3 separate regions of the Mus musculus genome follow, and regions 1 and 2 are each linked to region 3. A link is a loop called in an ENCODE intact Hi-C map of the cell type or tissue named here. Cell type or tissue: heart. All regions are shown on one strand.

The links. A loop is a pair of places that touch in the nucleus more often than their neighbours do. Peaks named below come from ENCODE experiments on the same cell type or tissue, not always from the same donor. Only the 100,000 strongest peaks of a DNase experiment are listed, where the experiment ranks them.
Region 1: it touches region 3 in a loop (2.5-fold over the local background); 10 of 42 quality-filtered maps call a loop at or near these places.
Region 2: a loop joins it to region 3, with 2.6 times the contacts of the local background. A loop is called at or near these places in 3 of 42 quality-filtered maps.

The regions. Positions count from the first base shown.
Region 1 is chr8:48,555,627-48,563,626 of GRCm38, forward strand. All of the region lies in intron 2 of Tenm3 (teneurin transmembrane protein 3), which reads right to left. Among named protein-coding and RNA genes, the nearest start is that of Gm39178, 100 kb to the right of the region's middle. In heart, CTCF peaks have their summits at 445 and 4,802; a DNase peak (open chromatin) is centred at 325; H3K4me3 peaks cover 760 bases; H3K27ac peaks cover 574 bases.
Region 2 is chr8:48,686,216-48,694,215 of GRCm38, forward strand. It overlaps a transcript of Tenm3 not described here. Among named protein-coding and RNA genes, the nearest start is that of Tenm3, 16 kb to the left of the region's middle. In heart, a CTCF peak has its summit at 4,594 (motif pointing right); a DNase peak (open chromatin) is centred at 4,606.
Region 3 is chr8:48,839,912-48,847,911 of GRCm38, forward strand. It overlaps Gm19744 (a long non-coding RNA gene), which reads left to right and starts at 3,974. Exons shown (of 6, transcript XR_379026.3): 1 at 3,974-3,980; 2 at 4,256-4,335; 3 at 4,898-5,277; 4 at 7,429-7,583. It also overlaps a transcript of Tenm3 not described here. In heart, no CTCF peak of the experiment used is centred here; DNase peaks (open chromatin) are centred at 2,950 and 3,640; H3K4me3 peaks cover 3,502 bases; H3K27ac peaks cover 2,738 bases; H3K27me3 peaks cover 4,165 bases.

The sequences.
Region 1 (8,000 bases), 280 kb before region 3:
CAGCACTGTGCTCCCGTACAGCCCGGCAGGCTGCTGTGCATCCTGCAAACGTCCATAGTCTCCACCCGCTCGACTTTCCCGGGCTTACAAAGAATCTCCTTTCCCCGCGCGCATCCTGAATCCCGAGCCCTGCTCCGCCACCTTTCTTGCACAGCACAGGCTTCATCACACCCCCACCCCACACCCAGGGGACCGCCACTTCTCCTCTGGTCGGCCCAACTAAGTCCCGGCAGAGGCGCGCCAGCCCGTACCTGCAGGCGGGAGGAGTCCACACGCGGCCCGGAGTCTAGCTCGCCCGGCCCGGCGTGCGCAGCGCGTGGGTGGGTGTCGCCTGGGAGCGCCGCGGGGACCCGCGCAGCCCGCGCTCGCCCTGAGCCTCGGTCACGTTGCTCCGCCACTCTTGGCCCCGGGACGGCGCAGGGGCGGCCGTGCATCCCGGTACTCACCACTAGCGCCCCCCTCCTCCCCAGATGCTGGGGACCGTCACCAGGGGCCCTGGAGCTGGAAGCTTAAGACCAAGTGGTCTGATCTCTGAATGAAGTGCAGGGCTGGCCAACCCTGATCTGCAAAAGCTAATGTGTTCTAACCAGCTTTACTTTTAAATAAAACATACTTCAATATTACTGCGCTCAATTTTTTTTTTATTCCCCAAACTGTCCCTTCCTCTCCTCGGGCTCCACTTTTATCATATTTTTCAATCCCTCCATTCCAACGTCCTGCCTTTTAATTTCTCTTTCTTCTAGAACATTCTACCTCCCCCTTCAGACACCACTTCCAGTACTCTGAGAATGGCTGTTCAAGGATTTTTAGATTTACCAGCGGGTTTTTTTTTTTTACAGTTATAAAAGATACATACATATGTACATATTTTTTCATTCATTTTAATCAATATATTGTTACCATTTTTCATTTTTCATTTTAACTCACTTTAGACTCACACACCCCAAAAGATGATACTGTAGGAGATAAACTATCATTTCATCCCTGTATTTTTCAAGAATCCACGTACTTCCACTCCCCCCTTCTTTTGGGGAAGGACAATCATTTTCCATATCCTCAGGATTCCACGATAACCATGTTTGTCCTTTTTTGGCTTTGATAGTCCTGACATCTAAGGGTCCAAGGTTACGAAGGCATCCCTTTCTCTGCAGACTTCCTCTTCTCAATCTCCATGACCTTCTCAGACATCCATCAGCACACCGAGAAATAGCAGTTGCCACTCCATATTTAAGCAAATTATCTGCCTCTTACTGTTCTTTCATAACGAAGGAGGCCCTTCTAAAAACCACGATTCACCAAACGCATCCTATTCCAGACTGTGCGGGGAGGGATCGATTTGGGACCTTTAATTGGCATTATTAAGATATCATAGAAGTTACTTTAAAATAGCAATTATTTAAAATTTAGACGTTCCTTTGACAATCTAAAATTTGAAGTTATTTCAAGGTTTTGAAATTCTCTTTAGTAAAATTGGGTCAAAAAAGAGAACAATAGATATTTTTTTTAGGGCACAAAAAAAAAATTCAAAGCTCTTAAGCAAATACCTCCCTGAATCAACTGTTTTGAAAGAATCATTTCACAGATTCTCCAATGCTTGACTCTTCTCTGGGTGGATAGCCCCAAGACATTGCAAGTACACACTATATAACCTGAAAACAGAGCATGAAGAAGCTGTTCTTGGAGTCTTAGAGAAATTAAATAGGCAGAACATTGCAGAGTTGGAAATTGCTAAGACCCAAGGACTCGTCTGTCCTTGGGAAATGTATCTCTTGATTCTGATGACCACGGATTTGCAGATCTGGATCAGAACGGGAGAACACAGGAAGATGGACGGACTCTTTAATGGAAGAATGAATGGTTTGAAGAGCTTAAATAAATCACAGTTTGGGGCAAGATGAATCTTAAGAAGACCGATATTTGGCACGCTCATTTCCCCAGATAAATGCTATGCAAATTGGTCACTGATTGATAGCATTTATTAAAATTCCAATTTAAAATGCTAATTGAGCAATGCCCATTTATAAATATCAGATCCAGGTTAGGCAAATGTTTTTAATGTAGCATTATATTGGAAGTACGCTACGTATGTGTCTAGTTTTTCTGAATACAAAAAGTGATTATTCCAAATGAGACAAAGACAACATCCCTTAAGAATTATCAAGGGCTGACTTTCACAGAGCCTGGGTAGGGACAGAAGAGACCTAGGAAGAGATGTTTTTAAGTTGTTTCCTTTGCTGACATATGAAGGATGGGGTCTCCATACATTTTCCAAGGAAAACCATGGGATTGCGACCACACCCATCCACGCAGTCACTCACTGCCATCTTTTTTTGGGAGTCCACCAAAGGGTCACACAGGGCAGTGTGCAGACATAAGGCACACATTCAGTTCCTGTTTTCTTCTATCATCACTGGCCATATTGATGATGCTGGGATTAATTAGCATTATGGATACTGCCTTCACAACCAAAGTAGTTCTTACAGAGGATCTGCAGAATTCCCTACAGTTGCACAAGCAGAAACTATTAAATATGTTGAACCATGTGGCTATTTTATGTTGCGAATGAATAACCACATGGAATCATACTTGCAATATTAAATGAATCTTACTTATAACTGAATTCAGTTCTTTAGGCATAAAACACTAATGACTGCACACCACAAGGAAGATTTTTAAAAATGCATGAACCAAACCAAATCAAAGCAGATTGGGGTTTTTTTTTTTTGTTTTTGTTTTTGTTTTAAAAATGGGCCCATGAATGAGCTGTTACCTCCAACTGGTGCTGACCTTGCTTCATAGTCACAGTGCTTCTGGCCTCTCCCTACAAAGCCTACAGCCTTGAAGAATCAGAACCAGAACGCAACTGAAACCAAGATATTTACATTCCCGGATAATTATTAAGCACTGGAACCAGACTGTCAGAGATGCTAACACAAAATCAATCTCAAACACAGCAATATTCATATATGACCATGTGAAGCTAACACTACCATAGAACATCTCATGCCAGGACAGCATAATATATTGAGCATTTTGGTGTGTATCTTTCTTTTTCTTTATTCTGTTTTTGTCCTGGATATCAAACCAAGTCACTAGCATGATTGGCAAGTGCTATGCCCTGAGCTAACACCTACTACTTAAATTCTCTAAGCCCCTTTAAGTAGCCAGCAGTAGTGTTCCACTTTATAGACGAGGTACTGGAAACTAAAGGGGCTAAGACTGTACCCACCTATTTACAGGGTGCCAGGCTTAGGCTATGTCTCAATGAGAGGGCTCCTGAGTCACACAGTCCTTTCAGAGACTTGGCTCAATAATTAAACTGGTTTCAAATGTGTTGTTCACTGTCTAAGCCAAATTTATCAAGCAAGGTATATCACCTACTGGGAACCACGATGCCCCAGTTTACAAAGGATGTAGATCATAGATGAAGGAACAAAAGGCCAAATACCTTAATTCCTCCTGTTTTGAAAATACTTCAGGAGGGTATACCAATATTAGTATTGTTTGCAAACTGGAAATTTTGTAGCAGAATAAAATGATCACAAAGCATTCCTAAATACTTGATTTAGAAATTATCATGTGAAGGATGGCATGTGTCTGCCAATTAGAAGGTCTCTGCTAACAATTGTAATTTCACTTAAAAGCGCTGTTCCTTTAAAAAAAAAAGAATGTCAAAGAAACTGTTACCAAGATTCTAGTATACTGATATCAATTGGTGTATAGTAATTGTGCTGATATCAACTGGTACCTAATAATTGCACAATTACTCTGGTCACACACTCTGCATAAAATTTTAGATTTTATTGAAAGTTTTGCCAAACATTTTTTTTCTGGTCAGTAGCACACATAATTTCCTAACAACCACAGCGTCTCTAGTATTAGTTGATGAAAAATCTATTTTAAAATCATATTTCTGGTCCTATTTTCTCATCACATTCAAGGTTCATATCCACAATAGATATAAGGACTTGAAAACAGCCTTGCAAGAAAGGCCAGCTCATAATTTTTCATGGGTGTCTGTAATGAATCTAAAGAAATAAAATCTAGGTGATTCTTCACCCCCAAATATTCATATTTATTTTAAAACTAAATGAAAACAGCCACATGTGAAAATGATTCCTAAAATGCAAGTTTCTTTTCTTTGTTTTCAAAGCCATTGATTTTTTTTTTCACCAAAAGAAAGAAAAGTCAGTCAAGTATGTGATAAAGAACTGAAGCTCTTTGCTTTGCAATCAAGCCGGTGTGTACCAAAAGAACTCATCCTTATTTCTGGCCCCATTCGGGTGACCTTGGGCAGGAGCCTGCTGGGCCCTAACCAATCTGGACAGACAAGGGAAGAGGAGGAAGCAGGGACCAGGTGGATGTGATGAAGTCTGGATTCCTTGCAGGGGGCAAGCAAGCAAGCCGCTGGATCCAAGAGGCTTGGTGACCGCCTGCTTCCTTACTGGCAAACTTCCAAGCTGGAGAGAGACCAGGGTGAGCAAGGAGATCATTCCAACCTGGTGGGAAGCTAGACAGGGCTGGAGGGCAGACTTTCAAAACTAAGATGGCCAGCAAGAGTTTTCAGGGGAAGGGATGCCAGGTACTGAATATATAGCAAGAGCTAAGGGATCAAGCCAAACACCTCCCAAAGGCAACATTAAAAGGGAGTCTCCAGTTCCAAGGCGTATAGAACCTTATAACATCTGTGAACTACCGGCCTCTGGAAGTGCAGTGGGGAGGAAGAGGAGAGGCGGAAGGAACACACTGTTCATCTCTAGCACATGAGTGCAGGCAGCAATACTAATTCCCAGGCCCACCCAGGGATGGCACTGTCTGTCTATTCAAGCGGAGCAGCCTACTGGGGCTCACCTAAAATTTCAGGTCTTGCAGATAGGAATACCTCCTGGAGGCATATTTGTATGTATTCTCTGACAGTTCAAGTTTCATAAATACCGATGTGATAAATAAACGTTAACTAAGCGACTCCGGTCGAGCAGCAATGCCCTCAATCTGGACTGTTTATTCTCAGCCACTCCCTTTCCCATGCCACAAAACACTGGCCTTAGGACCACTGCAGTTCATGTCAAAAAAAAAAAAAAAGAAAGAAAGAAAAACTAGGTAGCATGCCTGTGAATTCACGTAAGGCACTGTATGTATCTTTCTTTGTCTCAGAAAACTAAGAGCTACTTATTTGTGAGAAATGGCGATGGAGTGTCATCAGAGGGTTTGTCTGTTCTGGTACCAGACCCAGGTGCCAGTCGGTTCCTTCCTCCATGTACTGAACACAACACGGAAGTCATATAAATTTTGACATTTACCTTTTAAATTTTATAATGTCAAAAAAAATTTTCCACACGATCAGCAGTATCAATCATTTCTGCATCTACTTCGGAAAACACATGTAGATAATCAGCAACGTGTTGGCTTGTGGTATTTTCATGAATCGGGTACATGAAATATGTTTTTAATGAGTTCTCTTGAATTGTGAACATAAAGTATGTGTAGATTTCTTTTTATACTTCACTTTGCTAAATGCTTGGCAAGGCTGCTTTTCACCCGGCCAATCACAGCTTGGTCATAATGTGACATAAAGGAATTTCCTGATTGGCCAGGACCAGCTGAAGGGTCTGGCTGTGTGCCCCCATTGAGTTGAGCGAATATCTTTTTCTATCCATCTTCACACCATATTCTGCTGCCTGTCTTCTTGCCCCTAACTCCTTTCTGACCATAAACATTTCACGGAGACAGAGACTGTTGGGTAAGGGAAATGGCAACTGCATGATTCCTCTGCAGACTCCGCAACAGGTACAAACTAAGTAGGCAGTAAGTAGGTGCTGTGTAGATGGATGGGTCACTAGAAACAAATAGTCCAGACTAGAGACACACCTTGTTAAATGAAGTAGTCCAGATATTTGCCTTTATTAGACTATGATGAGGTAATTGTACTTATGAGACTATGATGACATAGCTATTGTGTCTCTCTCCCTCCTCCCTGCCACTACAACCCCACTCACATACACCAATGAGGTGACATGCATTTTGACAATAGAAGTTGTGACCTAATGGAACTTACCGCTATTGGTAGTTCAAGTCATTATTGTAAACTCCATAATACATATGTTTTTGTCATAAAATCACAAGATTACCACATTGGATATAAACATATTACATGATCTAGACTGACCTGCAGATCTCTTCCAAATATAGTCCATGAATATTGACACTGTGTCCTAATGAATTTTGTTGTTTATCTTTTGGTACTTGTACTATACCATATCCATCCCAGTAATATAACTATGCCATATCCGTCCAAGTAGTATATAACAGTGCTTATTCACTGTTTTGAGAGTATCCCTCTAAAGCCACCACTTATAGACAATGCCTTCACTAGCATCAAGTATCAGTGATGAACAGTTGGCTGCCATTTTCTCAATAAGGACATTTCATCTTCTTGAAGGTGATTATTCTTTAATCTTCCCTTAAAATCCATTGTCATGATAAACTCAAAAGTTATTATTATTTTACCTCACACATCAGTTTTTTTAAAAATCTCTTTCATCCTTTTACTGGCTCCCTTCTAAACATCTCTTGACTATAAAGGGTGGAGCTAGCCAAGAACCACAAAGTCTCAGAGCCTCTGCCAGAGTTAGGGGCCCCGAGAAAAGAATAAAGTTTGGTGGAAGGACAAAAGGTCAAGTGAGAGAAAATCCAAGGCGAGCATCTCACCACTGTCTATTCAGAGGTGGGAAGGGGTGACGGAGTTCTGCAGCAGAGAGTCACAGCTCCGTCCAGGTGCGTTACCATCATGCCTGAGATCTAGAGGCAGTGTGTGAGTGAGCAGAGGAAGCCACATGCTCAGCTTGAATCTTGGGGATTTCCGAAGACGATAACGAAGAGCACCCTGTGGAAGACCACCCCGTAGAAGAGGTCAGGGCTAGTGGGACAGAGGGCGACCTCTAGGAAACTGAAGAGGATGAACAGCACACATGACACGTCCAGCAGGACAGCCTTCAGGATCTGGGCCTGGGCACAGTTCGGTGATACTTAATAAGAATCCTCGTTGCAGATTAATATTTAGGATGATGGAAGCTCTTGGAATTGGCAGGCAGAAGCAGTTTGTGAGCTAAAGGATGATAATTTCTAGAACAGTAATGGGGTGAGTGTCCGATTTAATGGTTGTTTGAAAGAAAATGGATGCGGAGAAACGAAGAGAGGAGACCAGTGTACAAGCTAGCTTTTTTCCTTCTTCAGAGCATCTGTACTTTAATTCCACTCACACTAATTAAATGACTACTATGTGCCCAAAACACCTTAGGTAGTTTTAACCGAAAAGACTTCCTTAGTTCCACAAAGAGCCAAGCTAGTTAAAACTTGGGGAAAAAAAATAATGTGTCTCCATTATTTAAATGTTCTTGGCAAGGGGCGGTGGTGGGGGTCAGGGAACAACTGTGACAATTTTTTTTAAAAGAAAAATTCCTAAAGAGGGTCTGTACCAATTTGTAAAAACTAAAGTACACTTAGAGTCTTGCTAGAAGCAATTTCAGCAGGAAAATTAACAAGTGGACGCAGAAACTTCTGGGTACGGAGGGGTCCTGTTGTTTGTCTTATTCTGAGGGCTTTGAGCTTCTGAGTGTCTATAGACTTCTGGTGTCATCTTTCTCTTAGGAAAACTGGAACAGACGGAACCAGGTCCACCCGAATTATTGGATGGCAGAAATAAGGACATCTATTGATGCTAAACTAACTGACGATGGCTAGAGGCTTTGACAAACCAGGGTTCATGACCTCTGATGCACACCTCCCCACGGAGACTCTGACACCAGACAATCCAGCCACTTTGGAGTCCATCGCACATGGTAATTTGACTTCAAAATGCAAACCACTGTGAAGCCCCCAGAACTGTTGTTATTTCTGGCCAGGACCTTTGTGAGATTTTCAACAGAAAAAAAAAAAAAAGTTTGTGCAGTGTGATCATTCAAATGAACTTCAAAGATGAAGGTGAAGTAAGCTGGAGTATT
Region 2 (8,000 bases), 150 kb before region 3:
ACAACCAGGGCTACACAGAGAAACCCTGTCTTGAAAAACAAAACAAAACAAAACAACAAAACCCAAAATTCTGGGAGTAATCAGATCTGGTCTGAAGGAATAAGTAAGGAACTAGCTATGTGTCATATATGTAACATTGTGGCAACAAAATGGCCTCGGATGCTCACCATGTAAAACAAAGGAGCAAACAAAGAAACAAAGAAACCCGACGGCTTGATACTGTTGCAGTGTTTGTTTGGTTGGAGGAGGTCCTTCCGACTTCAAAGGAATGAATGATCTGGGTAGATGTGTCAGCTATAGTCAAACACAAGGTGGAAAAATGACACCCATTCATGAAACGCTCCCACACTAAGTATTTTGCATGTAGAGACTTTGAATTACCAGTTTTAAGGAACAGGAAATAAAGTGAATAGCGCTAAGACAAAGTCTCAAGTCCAGCCACCATTGTGGCCACACTGGGGCTCACACTCAAGTATCTTACTCTTCCTTTATTTCTATGCTGTCAATAAACCACAGGAACCCGAATCCAAACCTTAGGTTGTAGAGAAAAAGACAAGCTGGCCTTCTAGATGGTTTAAAAATGGCTGGAGCTATCCATGACTTAAAGTCCCATCTGATGGGCCTGGTGACAGTTGGAAAGGGCTTCTGAGATAAAGAGTTGATGTCATTTCCCTAATTGCTGCGCAGAGTCCTTTCCTTAAGAGTGGCCAGAAAAGCTTCTGGTGAATTATTAATTTCTATCTTGGTTATTTATCGAGTGCTTAAAATATGGCAGGTGCTCTACATATATGCCCTCACTTAACCCTTACAATAATCTTGCTAAGAATTATAAATCCCACTTCGTACAAGAGAGCTAGGACCAAAAGGGATTGATTGACTTGCCCAAGATCATACAGACAGCAGCTGATCAGAATTTGAACCCATTCCTCATTATTCCAAATCTTTTTGTGTCTCTGAATTTATATGTCTATATGTATGAGTGTGTGCATGTGCTGGTACATGTATGTATATGTGTTTGTAAGTGTGTATGAGCATGTATGTGCTGCTGCATGTGTGTATGCATGAGTGTGTATGTGTTGGCCCATGTGCATATGTTTGAGTGTGCATGTGTGTATATGTATGGAAGCCTGTGAACAGCTTCAACCATTGTTCCCTAGGTGCCATTTACTGTTTTATTTTGAGATAGGGTCTCTCAGTTGCCTGAGACTTACCATGAGGGCTAGACTAGCTGGCCAGGGACATGCAGGCAGTCACCTATTTGTGCCTCCCTAGGGACAGGACTATAAAAGCACACATCACCACGCCTGACTTTTTTTTTTTCCATAGGTTCTGGGGATCAAATTTAGATTTTCTTGGTATCACTTTATAGATTGAATTTCATTCCTAGCCATCACACCTGTATCCTCAGTCACTGCCTTCACATCAAAATCTTAGAACAAGCAGGAGAATTAAACAATGAAAATCCCACGAACAACCCCAATACTCAAGAGGCTTACATTGGAAATATATGTTCAAGGTGAACCTCAGCTACTAAGAAAGTCCCAGGAAAGCCTACTTAAGGAGATGCTGTCTCAAAAAGACAAACAGTAACATTTAACAACAACAACAACAACAACAAAACAATAAATAAAAACAAACAAAGCAGACAGAAAGAAAGGGGGACTGCAGGGAACAGCAAAGGGTTTTAACAAATTGATTCAGGATATCAAGAGACCCACTGTTAACAATCATGAGGCTGTCCTATTGAAAATACCATCATATTTAAATCTGCTGAGAACCCAGTACGGGGGAAGCAAAAATAAAAACCAAATGAAACTCATCGGAGGAGTAAGGAAAAGAATCCAAGGCCAACAAGACACTTGAATATACTGAAAACATTTCCAAGCTGCTCCTCTAAAAATAAAGGGCCAATGGAATGTATGGTATTATATGTTTCAGATGGGGACATGGGCCCAATTCTCTTTAGTTGTCTTCCACCCCATGTGGTCCGGTTATCCATGGGGACAGGCTACGCTCATGGGGTTCCTCATGGTCACTGGAATCCTCCTTGCAAACCTGTGTTTCCCTCCGTGGAGATGAGAGAGTTGGTTCATGTGGCCCTGACACTCGATGTCAGTGATTGCACAGGAGAGGACCTGTGACCTAATTCGTGCCGGTAAGGTCAGTCCCGGGACATCTGATAAAGCCACTGGCTGCAAGCCTATTTCATTTCATTGCTGTTACTAATCTGGGAGGCTGTAAACTTGGAGCTTGTTTACATTTCTGGAGAAAGACTGCCTGCCATTGCAGTCTATAAAGAAGAAACAGACCTCAGAGACAGAAATACGATTTAGAAACAGATTCGGAAACAATATGTTCCTAGCCTGCATTTTTTCAACTAAAAATATCTATACTGATACAAGCGTAAAGAACAAGACAGTGCAGGAGTTTCAACAATACAAACTCATGTGTAAAGTCTAGCTCTCACTATTTACCATTGATGAGACATGTGGCCTTAAGTGGTTGCATAAAGTCTCTAAGGCTCTGTCTCCTATATTTAATTTCCTAGCAAGCACACACTAATAGCCTTCTTGTAGACAGACCATGAAGATTAGAAGAGATTAAAATAAATTCAAGGTGTTTAGTGTGGTGGTTGGCATATGCATACTTGATAAAATCCAGCTACTATCATTAGGTCAAGAACTTTGTCCCATGTGCAAGAGTAACATCCACATTAGTCACCTAAGGGCACTAGGTGGATTAAAAATGGATCCAAGCTCAGTTACAGAAGTCAGACAGCAAGGAATTAAGACACGCAGAAGGAAACTGGTATTTTGCTAAAATTTTTGAATGGAATTTTAGTCGTGAATTTTTATGCGCTTATTCAGAAATTCCTCCACAGAACGAGGTGGAGAGCACAGCCTCCATACGAATAATTTCAAAATGATTTCATATATAACGTTATCCAAATATTTATGTCTTGGTTGCAGAAGGCGGTAGGCAAACACTGAAGGGGCTTTCAAGGGCAGCCATAAAGCTGATTAAGAGGCTCTGGATTCAAAGAGCTATGTTAGGTTTATTTTAGTAACAACTAGGTGGATACCTGATAACTACCCACAAGTACTTGGAGAATAAAGGATAACTGCCGTTATTCACGCCTCGGTAACCCACAGGCAAAATTGCTATAATAAACATGCATTCTGTCTACTGCCTACAGGACAGTTTTGATCTCAGTCTGAAAAGCCCCAGCCCAACCAAATGGCACCTTCTTCACAAACTCCCAGGGAGGGAGAAGCAGGGTCCAGTGTTGAATGGAACATAGTCCCTCAATGTAATGAGGTCCAGTGGAAGAAAGATATATATGAACAGATTCCCTCAAAACACTTTTCCTCCTTGAAGTGAGTATCTCTAAGGGAATGGAAAAGCCCATGGTAGAGTTGCTCCAGGGTTTCAAAAGGACTTTGGATTCAGTCTGAGAGCCTAAGTGGCCACAAAAAATCTGAAGGAACCCCTCTTGGGAACTGCTGGCAAATTGCTTGCTTATAAGGAAGGGGACTTGGGTTCGAGTCCCAGAATACACATAAAACCGCTGGGTATCGTGGCCCAAGCTTGTCGTCCCAGTGCTAGGGAATGAAGCCAGTGGAACCCATGGGGTTTGCTAACTAGTGGGCGTCTGGACTAACTGGTGGACTCAGGGTTTAGTGAGAGATCCTACCTCAAAGGGTTCTTGATGATAACATCTGAGGTTGACTTCTGGGCTTTATATCCATGCACACACATGGACATATAGACTATATAGATAGACACATGTGTCCCTGCATACACATGAACGTCCATAGACACATATACACACTGAAAAAGAAACAGACCCTCTTGGTGCGCTGTGAAGATGCCATAGGCTACTTGGGGTTAGATTTAGCTTCTAACATCATGAGACTTGGGACCAATGTTGTTACAGTCAGCCTGGGAAGTTGGCTGCACATGGAGGTTTCCTGTAATATTTTACACCACCAGTGTTTACTATTTGTTTTTAAGCAAACTGAAATGTAACCGTATCAAGGACTATAAATATGCTTCCCGAGGTGTAGTCTCACCTAATTCAATGTTTTGACATCTTAAGTTTAGTCATACATCGTAAAGTGTGTATGCATCGCACACTGAGCACTTTGGCTCCGTCTAAATGCTGCCAGTTAGTTAAGTAAAAATAGGAAACGTGCATTCAATCACTTGGCCCTGGATTTCTTGGATGTTTTACATCAGAAAGATAGATAAGTGCATAATTCAGACATTTTTAGAAGGTCGGTAGACATGGCTCAACTTGGGTCAGAGACACTTGCTGAGGGGCTGGGGGCTGTAATTCAGGCTGTCCCACGTTGTTGCTCAAGTGGGTGCCTAGGAGGGGACTTTGTCGGCACAAAGGAAGCCCTTTCAATAATGAGCACAAAGGCTTGGGAGCAAGAAAAGCCATTAAATTCACTCCCATGTTTCCACTAATGGCAGTTATAAAGCAAGGCAGAGAGTTAAAGTGGAGCTGGGCAGCAGCTGAAGCTGGTGCCTTCTCAGATGTCTGCTGAAGCAGGATTCTTTCACCGCTCTTCCTGACCACAAAAGGGCAGTGCAGGCAAGAGTGTTCCAGTAGACGCACAGAGAAAGTCAGCACACTTGGTTCTCCGGCTGCCTGCCTGCCTGCCAAGTGTCAAAGCTGGACTTCTGCCACTGCTTAATACCAGGGCGACGTGTTCAGACAATTGTTTTAAAAAAAACAAACAAGCAAACAAACCACACTCTCAAGGTAATCTGCTAAGTTGTGGCTACTCGATAAATATAAAGCCACCACAACAGTGAGAAGTGAGTCAATTTTGTCTGTGTTTCTGCAGTTGGAAAGGCATTGCCAAAGTGCACCAGCAATTGTCTAGAAGATAGGATCCCATTCTGGCCATGGTGGCTTTGCTGTCAGATAAATTTAATTTGCTGCTCATCTCATTAAAAATGGGCATGCTACCCAGGCGTGGTGGCGCATGCCTTTAATCGCACCACTTGGGAAGCAGAGGCTGGTGGATCCTTGTGAGTTCGAGGCCAGCCTGGTCTACAAAGGAATTCAGAGAAACCCTGTTCTGAGAAAACAAAACCAACCAACAACCAGACAAATAAATAGATGTCCTGTCAGTTAATAATCTATATGCTGAGAGATTTTAATTAAATTTGCAGTAGCACTGGTGAAGGACTCTAATTTGTACAAATAATTCCTTCCAAGGTTGGGCGCCATTGAAAATTTCCCTCAGCTTCCTAAATGGGCTCTGTGGAGGTTTCTACCCCTGTCTAGAGATAGCATTTCTGCAGGTAGGAGGTGAATTATTTTAATACTCATTTAATTTTTGGTCCCTCTACTTTCTGGTTACATGTAGGGGGCCAATTAGCACTGATTGCTGTAATAATTTTGCATATTGGACACCTGTCACCTATGGAGCAGACGAAGACCACGAACCTAATTTCACGTGGGCCACCAAATAGTCTTGACTACTAACTATCAGGCATCTTGACTGCATCTTCTTCTCCTGCTCTGCCCTCTGCCCCTTCATAAACACATGACCCCCAGTAATCATGTACGCTATGAAAATATCACTTTGGAGAGAAGAAATTGTGAATTCTCTGATTTTTCATGACTGTGTTTTGGAAAACACAGCACTTGGTCGAATTATTTCTCTAGTACATGGTAGCAAGCATGTAATGTGGAATATATTTTAATTGCTGTGATGTAAATGAGGCTTTGGGGTCATGTTACAGAGTGTTAACTGAAAGATCCAGCTATGACTTTAGCATGCCTGCAGGCCTTTTAAATTGTTATGGGAAATTGCAGCATTCAATTGAGTAGATTCAACAGTGAGCTCCCTTAAGGCTTATTACAGTTTGGCATCATGATGCCAATTTCAACTAATGTACCTAATGCCTTTCCCTCTCATCCTTTATCTACAGAGCCTTCCTAGTGGATACAACTTGAAAACCTCAAAACACTAGGCAGATGAACTATATACATGATGCGACTTACCATTATGTTATTGGCCCAAGTCCTCAGGGCCCGTGGGGCTAGTCTTTGATGGAGTTCATAATGTTATGAGTACTAAAAACTGCGGGGCTAATAGTAATGCAAAATAAATAGAAAATGTCCAATTATTATAATTGAATTTTTTTGTTGTTGTTGTTAGAACAGTTTGTGACACACGTTCCTTAAGCAATGGATCCAAATGCTTCAAGATTCGAGGAGTGAATGTCCAGGTTATTTTACAACACGCTTACAAAATGTACCCTAAGTTACAAATGTACTCATGTATGCTCTCGTAAGTCAGCCGCATTAACCCAGTTCAGAAAACATATTTCAAATACAAGTGTGGTTTCCTGCCCTATGAGAAAATACAGGAAGGAAGGGTAAACTTTTTTAAGTAAATAAAGTATAGGTCAGTGTAATTTATACATACTGACCTAATAGGAAAGATCACTTGCTTGCATTCCCTATTGTTTAGTGCAACCCTACTGGGCTCTCAGATAGAGCCTGGTAGTGCCAGCCCTTCTTCTCATCTTAGCCTTCTCCTACGCAGTACAAATCACCCCATTCAGTAAGAACTGCAGAATATGGAAAGCTAATGACAATTATTACCAGATCTCTGACTTCTCTACCATCATAAACAACAAAGGAACATCTTTCCTGTAGACACCGCCACCAAGAGCATTGGCAAAGTAAGGATCACACATCACACTGAAATCAGGTATGGTGACCCAGACACATACTCAGGGTTGCAGATGACCAGCAGTCATCCTGTGGGAGTTACCCTTCCAGGGAAGGTCAAGACAGAGAAGCATAAGAAAGCACTTGGCAGAAGCGAAGAGGGTAGAACAAACAGAAACGGGGTGTCTCCGAAAGCATCTAGTTAAAAGGAAGACAAATTAGGGTTAAAATGTCAGGAAACAGAATGCCATAGGAACAGATTCTGAAGAAACCCTCGTCCTCGCGAAGAGCTCCCCGCGAGATTGGTTTATTAGTCTAATCGCACCTAATTTTCTAGTTCAACAAATGCTCCGCTAGGGTGTTTATGGCATCCTTTGAAGCACTAAACATTTTGGTGGCACACTGAAAGGAATAAAAGATTCCAAACAGCATTGAAAAGTCACACGCAATTATAATGCAATTATTTCTATAGTAAATCAATGCCTCTGCAGTTTCAGGAAAGAATAATAGCGGCTTCATTCCTCCACTCGCTGGTCGTCAAAGCTTGTTATTTGTTAACAATCTATGGCTTTTTTAAGCAGAGTGCTTCATTATCTTCATTATCATCTCTCCTATATTCAAGGGAGAATGACGATGTGTCAGTAAACACATTAAGACATCCTGGAACTGCTTTGATTGTGTGATGCTAAATGGTGTGGTCACATGTCCCCTGTTCCATGTAGCATGTTCACTCACCACCAGCACAGAACTTTCTGCAGACTGGACCCCATCGCCAACCTGGGTCTCCCATGTCCAGTGAATGGGAGAAGATGGGGGCGGGGCTGACTAATGATTGATGGCTCTCACTTCACCTGCTCTCTCACTCTTGGGACAACTTATGAAGACGCCCAGCTTCGGTGGCTAACGCTTTCTAGCTGAACACTATTTGGGACATAATGGCTGGGAAGAGAAAAGACTGAGTCTAATTAAAATTCTCTACCATCTTTTTAAGTCTGATTACCGTGGCCCTTCTCTACCTCACCTTTTTTGTTATCTCAGTAGAAGAATATACTGGAATGCCATTTTTTGTTTGTTTTGTTTTTGAGATGAAGATTTCTCTATTTAGTTCTGGGTCTCACTCTGTAGACCAGGCTGGCCTCGAACTCAGAGATCCACCTGCCTTGGCCTCACAAATCCTAGGATTAAAGAAGTATGCTACCAAACCCAGCTGCATACTACTCTTAAATGTCTTCCACACAATAAGTCTGATTCACATGTGATTTGGTGTCAAGTAAACCCTAGCAATAACATACAGATGATT
Region 3 (8,000 bases):
TACCTTTTTTTTTTTTGAGACCCAAAATTTCCATTAGAACTCTTAAAACAGCTGGTATCTCCAAAATTAGGTTTTAAATGTGTTCTAAAAGAAGCTTACAAGAAATCATTTATCAAACTTGGTTGCTGTAAACTTTGAAAAGGTGCTGTTATCAGTGTGCCACCTCTTCAGGACAAGGCTTCCTTCTGCAAGTGTGAGTTAGATTCTTCTCTGGACTGTCACCTCCTACTTTCTAAAGCAAAGAGGAACAGAGACTTCAAATGAAAGCCCAGAGGAGCTATCTCCAATTGCAGATTACAATCAAAGTAAGCTTGCAACCCCTAATATTCTCTACGTAAGAAAAAGCAGAGTTGAAACGGACATCTGACTTTCAAAGGCAACCCTGAGTGCAAGAGCTGTGTGTAAGACAGTCTGCTTAGTAGTTCTCCCCAGCCAAGCTTCAACAAAGGGGCAGGCAATTCAAACTGATTCTGAGTACCCTGCTTCACGCACAAATAGTACCTCCGTGACATTCTCCTACCACCCAGGAATCTAAATCCTAAGGTCTGAAATAAAGTTTAGTACAGAGGCAGTATACATAGATTAAAATAGCCACTCTTTATAGCCTAAGGAAGTTGGCTGGGTGGACGCTTCCTACAGACTACGGTCACAGTCTGGATTTATTCCTAGACTCCTCGTTGCAGGTAAGATAAACCTCTGTATTCCCAAATGCACTTTTCCACAGCAGTTGAAAAAAAAAAAAAACCATCATTTTCGTGCATGCAGCCCATCACTGATTTAGTGTTTCTGACAGATAGCTCCACTCACAGTGATAGCTACTTCACTTCCCCAGTCTCTTACTGACTTGACTCTTTACAAAGACAGGCACTACTCTTAGTTCTCATAAGCAAAGCTAAGGAAGATCAGCTTCGACTAGACTAGCTAACTAGCTAACCGGATCATTATTGTCTAGCCCTGTCTCCTTTTCAAAGAAATGTAAAAACTTTTGCTTTATTTGGAAGCTTACTTTCTATAAAAAGGTAAGCGTCCTTAACTTCCTTTGTCTTCACCCTAATAAAGCAGGTTCCTTTCTCAGCCCAAAAGACTCCTACAAGACCAGAGTAAGAAAAGCCTCCACACTACACCCTTTCATTTGTTTCTAGAAAATACAGCTGCACAAAACCATTCCATTTAGAAAAGTAACCAGCCATACGTCGTATACTATAATCTGTTTTTTTAAAAAATAGTGAACCATTGTTCATTAGTTAATATTCTTGATGCTGAATTGCTAATTTTAATGTTATTGACATAGGAGTCTCATTATTTTCCAAATACATAAATGCTAGCATAGTTCCTGTCAAACTACAATTTTCCCCCAAATCAGTTCAGTATATATAAGATGCAACACTGTCTTATTCAAAAGAATTACTTTCCACAACATAATTTTTATATTATTTTAAAGTTATATATTTCCTACAATGAGAGTAGTACTTTTTAAAGGGAAGAATATTAAAATTCCTCATCTTAAAAGGCAAGAGCATTAAGGAGACTGCAACAGGAAGAGAGATGCTCATAGTTCTAAATACACACCAGAATAACCAATGTCATTATAAACCCCGTAGCTTTGAAGAATTTAAGAATAATTTGTGAATGCCATGACATTTTAAAGTGGGATTAGCAAGTCTTATTACGGAACTAACCTCTTACTCTTACATAAAGAATTAAATATTTGCTCTGAATTTAGAATCAAAAATCGAAACTTTCCAGGCTCCTCAAGAACTTCACATATTAAGAAATCCAAGCCAGAAGTTTTGGGTACAAAAAGTGTACACTGGAGCATACAAGATAAGATTACTGAGCTGTGTATAAAATAGGTTTTAACATTACAATTTATTAAAAATATTGTGATTATACAGCTATTCCAAATTCTAAAGTCTGTCCCTAATTCTAGAAAGGCTACAAATATTTCTTTCAAGCAGGTATGGGGTCTTTTAAAGACAGAAGAAATCAAAACAATTGTTAGGCTGTATACTTCTTTAAGGTGGTCCTTTTTTAAGGTTTCCAAATGTGCCAGTTTTGTTTGCTTTCTTTCTTTTCTTTCTTTCTTTTCTTCTCATTTCTTTTCATCTGACAACGGAAGAGCAAGGTAATGGCTCCACATATTGCTATTTCAAGTAAAAAGACCAACCAGTGGACTCTGCCAGACTCGACAAATGTTTGATAAATACACTGCCAGAAGATAAGAAGTACAAGGTATTGTTAAGGGAGAGCCCAGCTGCCTGGAGTCCTGGAAAAAGTGCCAGGCTAGTTCATTTCATTTCCAATACATCTACTCCAAAGTCTTGAGAACTTTTCTCTAGCTTAGAACCTCAGAAAACAATTGCAATCGCTTTATTAATACCCGATGGAATTGCTTACTGTCGTTTCTCCATAAAAATAATTAACAAGTTAACCTCTACTACTGACTTACAGGAGAGGCAGCAGGAATGGAATCTGAACTGCATTTAGTAAGGGGTTCAGCAAAGATCAGGCATCATTGGCCCCAACCTGAAACATCTGAAGCCCCTCTCATCAGCTGTAAAGACGTGATAGTGACCTGAAGCAAGCAGCAGGCTCATCCATCTTTTTTTTTTTTTTTTTTTTTTTAATGCCCTGGTTAAAGTATGTTTTGTTTGCTTTCAGTCCCATCCAGAGTTTCCAGATCAAGTTTCAGCCGAGATCACCACTCCTCTCAGCATCCTCAGCCCTAGTTCTTTCACTCCTGGCAACTTAGCAGTCTGGCAGTTGGGGAAGACTCCTCTCCACAGCCCCGGCAAATGCTGACATCCCAAGGCTTCCAGCTCTCCCGGAAGTCCCACTGGAGTCCTCCAGATACCTTCCCAGAGAACCAGAGGTTGTGTCCCTAACTGGGTAGCACCCCCAAAGAGAGAACGAGGTCATCTGCACTCCTTGCCCCCACAGGCTCCCGGGAACCATCTTCCTCGGGGAACCCAGAGAGTCCAGAGTCACTGAAACCCTGCCCCGCTGCCAGGTGGGAGGCACCGCCAAAGTTCCCACCTGAGCCTACAGCCAAGGGTGGCAGACGCGAGGGAGGGGCGGGGACCCGAGGCCGAAACCGGGACTCCAGAGCTCCGAGTCTGTGAGCTGGGATGCTCCGCCGCCTGTAGGGCTGGCCAACTCGCAGCCGCCCCTCGGAGCAGTGCCTGGGAAAGGGAACCGCGCTTCCCTGCTCACTCGCTCGCTCGCTCGCTCGCTCTCCGCCCGCCCGCCCGAGGCCCGGGCGCTAGGACCCCAGAAAGGAAGGAGGGCGCACGGCGCCGCACTTACCGCGCTCTGCTCGCCCGCGCCGCCCGCTCGCCCGCTCGCTCCCCGGCCACCGCCGCCGCGTCCGCCCCTGCGCTCGCCTGGCCAAATTCAAAGGCGCCGGGCGCGGGGGAGGGGGCCGGTGATGGGGAGGGGAGGGAGGGGGAGATGCAAGTGTTACAACTTCCTCCGCTGCCCACGGCCGGGCGGCCCGGGGACGCGGCGAGGGGAGGGAAGCGCGCGGGCGCCAATGAGTTCACTTTCTTTTTCTCCCCCGCGCGCTCCCCCTCGCGCTTCCCGCCCGGCCCCTCCAACCTCCTCCACCGGCCAGAATCCCGGTTTCTCGGTCCGGGGAGTGGGAGGATGGAGGAAGCGAGGGAGGAAGGAGAGAAGGAAAAGGTGAACAGGCGAGCAGGGCGCTGTGCCAGGGAGCAGCATCCAGGACCGTAATTGTGGGCAAGGGCGGGGGACGTTCTGGGCGAGTGTGCCCGAGACCAGGCGCGTACACGTGTGTGTGTGTGTGTGTGTGTGTGTGTGTGTGTGTGTGCGCGCGTGTATGTGTAAGAGAGAGGAGCGGAGCCTACCATGCGCTTCCCTGGTGCGGATCGCGGGAGAGCCCAATCACAGGGCGAGCTGGACCTGGCTGTGATCATTTATAATCCTTGACTCCTCCGCTCAGCCACTTGTCAAGATGACAGGTACTTTATTTCTTCTTCTTCTTTATTCAAAAAATCAGATTCCCGGTTTTCTGCCTTTTTTCGCTGTCAAATGGGATTTGCCGGACTGAACCACGTCCACACCGCCGCCCCTCCCTCCCATCCCTCCTCCCAGCCACGCCGGTACGGGGAAAGCACCGAGGCTCCCATGCTGTGACCAATCAGTGTATCTACTACTCTCGCCGTGATTTAGGGGTCATCCATGAATAACACTTCATGCTGATGAATGGCTCTTGCCGGCTTTCGGCTCTGATGAGGGGTCTGCCGGCCGCTGATTGCAAACACTAATGAACTTACAGCACCATTTGAAATTCACACGCACCAACAAAGTGAGGGGGTACGTGCGTGGGAGTCTGTCCTTTTCTTTTCTGGGTGACCGGGGAAGAAGACCTGGGGAAAGGGGCGGGTAATTGCCTTGGATTTAAGTGGAAACACTTCTCGGTGTAATCAAACCTCTAACCTTCTTAGAAAACTACTTTTCTTGATCTTCCATAGGGTAGGCATTTCGGGTCAGCTGAGTCACCCGAGGTGGTGGGAGAGCAAGACACTGCCTGGGAAGATGGATTCCTAGACAGAAGGGTGTAATTAAGGATTGCCACCCCCGGTAGGCGGCCCGCCCTTGACGGGCCTCTGAAAATGACCTGCATCTTTCCTTCTAGAAGTGTCCTCTTGTTGGGGACGAAAAGCGCAAATGACCTTCGGACTCCGGCAGGGGAGGGCTGCACTGAACACTTAGACTTCCTCCCAGGTCCCAGCTCTGTCCTGTTTAGAACAAGTGTCCGCCCCCAGATTCAAGTAGCTGGACCTCCAACCAGTAGCCACTGTCAGGGGCTACTCAACAAACCTAAAGCCCACCACCACCAGCCCCATCCCGATCTGTTTCTCCTTTCTTCCCTCAGATTATTAGCAGCACAACACCGCCCCTGCCACACTCCCTTGGCAGTGGGAGCCGAAACAACTTTACCTCCCTAAGGACACTGCCACTTTGTAAGTTTCTGCCAAAACTCTACTCCGGGAAGCTCCAGCCCCGGGCTCCGCCCCCGCCCCCACCCTCACCCCTAGCTGCGGAAAGCCCACCCGGGGAGCCATTTTTCACTGCCCAAAAGCTCCTGCCCTTTGAGTTTTGGAACTCCAAACTTAGAACCTTTACAGAATCGCGCTCTGGCTTCCTGCCTCCAGCCACCTCCAGGCTTCTTTCTGTCCGCTGGAGGGACTGGGTCCAACGCCCTGGAGAGAACCACTGCACCAATGAGAGTCTAGCTCCTCGAGGAGCGCCCAGGTATTCCCTGAGACCAGCCTGGAGCTGCCAGAAGCAGTGGAGAGTCCCCAGGCCTGCCCTGAACTACTGCCTGCCGACTGGTCTCAGCCAAGCCCTTGGGTCCCACCTCCAATGCGAATTTCAGCACAGAGGACTCCACCGATCAGTACCTAACTTGTCCTGGCTGGAATCGAAGACATTTGTATTTTTAACTGCGTTCACAAGAACAAATCTATCAGTCAGGCAAATATAGAAAAGCCTGGACTTTTCTGATCCCCCTCTCCTCCCTCCCCCCAAAGTTTACCATGGATTTGACAAAGAGTCAGGGAACTCAAATTAGTGCATCCATGCCCATGGGTCCAGTTCCCAAAGATGCTAAGCCTCTGAGTGCACCTCTGGGCTTTGCAAAGCCTTGGCAATAAGTGAAGCTGACCCGGTTCCACCAGCATTAGTGACCCAAAGACCCACTGGCACATCTTTCTGGAATAATCTAGAGTTGCCCTAGGTTGGTACAGCCTCTTTCCTGCCACATGAATTTCACACTTTAGAAAGACTAAGGTGGCAGAGTCGGCTACTTACCCCTTCCTCTCTTCATTATCATAAGAAGTACATCACTTACGAATGTATGGCCCCACATATTACAAGAAAATCAAGTAAACTCCCTTGTCCTGATCATAAGCAAAATCTGAGGACATTTTATAAATCACCTTATAGCTCAGCAACCCCCCTCACACACACACAAATTTGTGAGTGTAACTTATAATTGTCCAAGAAGCAAACCCCCTTTCTTGCTCTTTCCTGTGCTGATATCTAAAGGACACAATAAAGACACACTACGCCAGCCCCACAGATGCCAGAACAGAGTAGTCGTGTGCAGGGAGAGATAGGGAGGGGCACTGTTTACCTCAGCTCTTCCCTAAATTCCTCATTATGGCTAACACTGCTGATAAATGAAGAAAGGAATTGCAGAAGTCATACAATGGAGAAATGGTAGCAAATCTTGGAACCTGTCTCCAGCCCACTTTCCAGTTAAGTGATATTTAACGTTTTCCACTAAATATTGCTGAAACTTCATGTTAATGGGCACACTAACACACACACCCACACACACAGGCACACACACACACACACACACCTCTAGAACACATCACTGTATGCTCTCACTCTCTTTGCTTCGTGCCAGGTTTTGCTGGTGGACAAAGCATGCTGGTGTCTGGTCAGCATTTGTCAGCTTCTGCAAGGCTCAGCCTGTAGTAAGGCAAAGCAGCCAGGGTGTGTGCATGTAGCTTGACTCCTTCTCCTCTCCTCTCCTCCCCTCCCCTCCCTCCTCTTCCTTTCTTACTGCTCTTCTCTCCCTTCTCCTCCCCACCTCCTCCCTCAGAGGTCCCATCATTTGGACCCCTTAAGAAATGTTGATGGGCAAAACCAAACTGTCCAGGTTTTGTGCTCCAAGAGCATCCCTGGAAAGCAGTGAACTGCTTGATGTGTAGCCATCCCAACTTTTGCCTTGTGGCTGCGCTGCTGTCAGGGGAGGGGAAAGATGGTGAATTGCTCACTTTGGCAGTAATAAAACCTGGACTAGCAGAAGAAATGCAAGTGTTTGCTGCCCGTGTTGGCCTGCACTGCAAACTGCCCAGGGTGGCTGGAGACTATGTAGTCTTAGCAATGCTAATCTGGTCTGCTAATCAGGGAGAGGCTGTACTGTAGCTCCTTTCCCCTAGCCTCCTCTGTCGCCCTGTCCTTAACAAGCATTTTAAGGTGACTGGAACCTTCAGATTTCCTTCGGGATTAGGAAGGGCACACCCGGGCTATAGGAAGTCAGAGCAGAGAGGCCTCTGCTCTGATATTCCAGCTCCCCTCATGCCAACCTCAGCCATGTGTTTTTGGCCATGTAAGGTGGCGCTTGCTCTCCACAGAGGCTGTTTTGAAGCTGTGTGCTTTCTCTTGCTCTGAGATCCAGCCTGTAGCTAAGGGGCTGGGTGGCAGCTGTTCCCACCTCCCTCTGCTGGGGAACAGACGCCACCAAAGCACACTTTCCCTTTTGACTTGGGAGTATTTCAAGCACACAGAAGGGGAACGTGGAGCCACGCAGGTGTAGGGTTCTCTCTCGGGAGAGTGAAGATGGGAACTCTAGTTTGAAGGTGTTCTCTGAACTTACTCCTTCTGCTTTAGCCACAAAGACCTGACTGTCAGGCTCAGACTGAGTTTCTGCAGCTCTGTCACCTCTTCCACTAAAGGGATTCCAGACACTGAAGAGCTGGCAGACATGACATTGACAGCTATAGTTCAGACACTAGAGCAACCAACCCGTCTTTTGAAAAGCTCAGGTAAGTCAACAATCCCCGAGGGGTTATGTCTCAACTAGAGCAAGGAGCAAGCGGATGGATGGGCCTCCTGGATCTTGTAGAACACGCTAAAGGCTGGTGGTCCCTGAGACGAGTCTGAGGTCTAGGTACATGACATCTTCTCTGTAAATCATTTCACAACGAGTCAAGCATGCACTCTGCAATAACTCACAGCACTAGAACTTAAACTTGATACACAAGTCTCTCAAGTAGCCATCAAGTGATTATCAGGCTGTTTTTACACACACACACACACACACACACACACACACACACACACACACACACACACACCTACACACCTTACAAATAACTTATTTCCTTTGGCAATTGGTCTGGGGGAAACGAAAACATATTCTAATTTGATCAAAGTCATAAAACGAAATGACTGTTACTAGT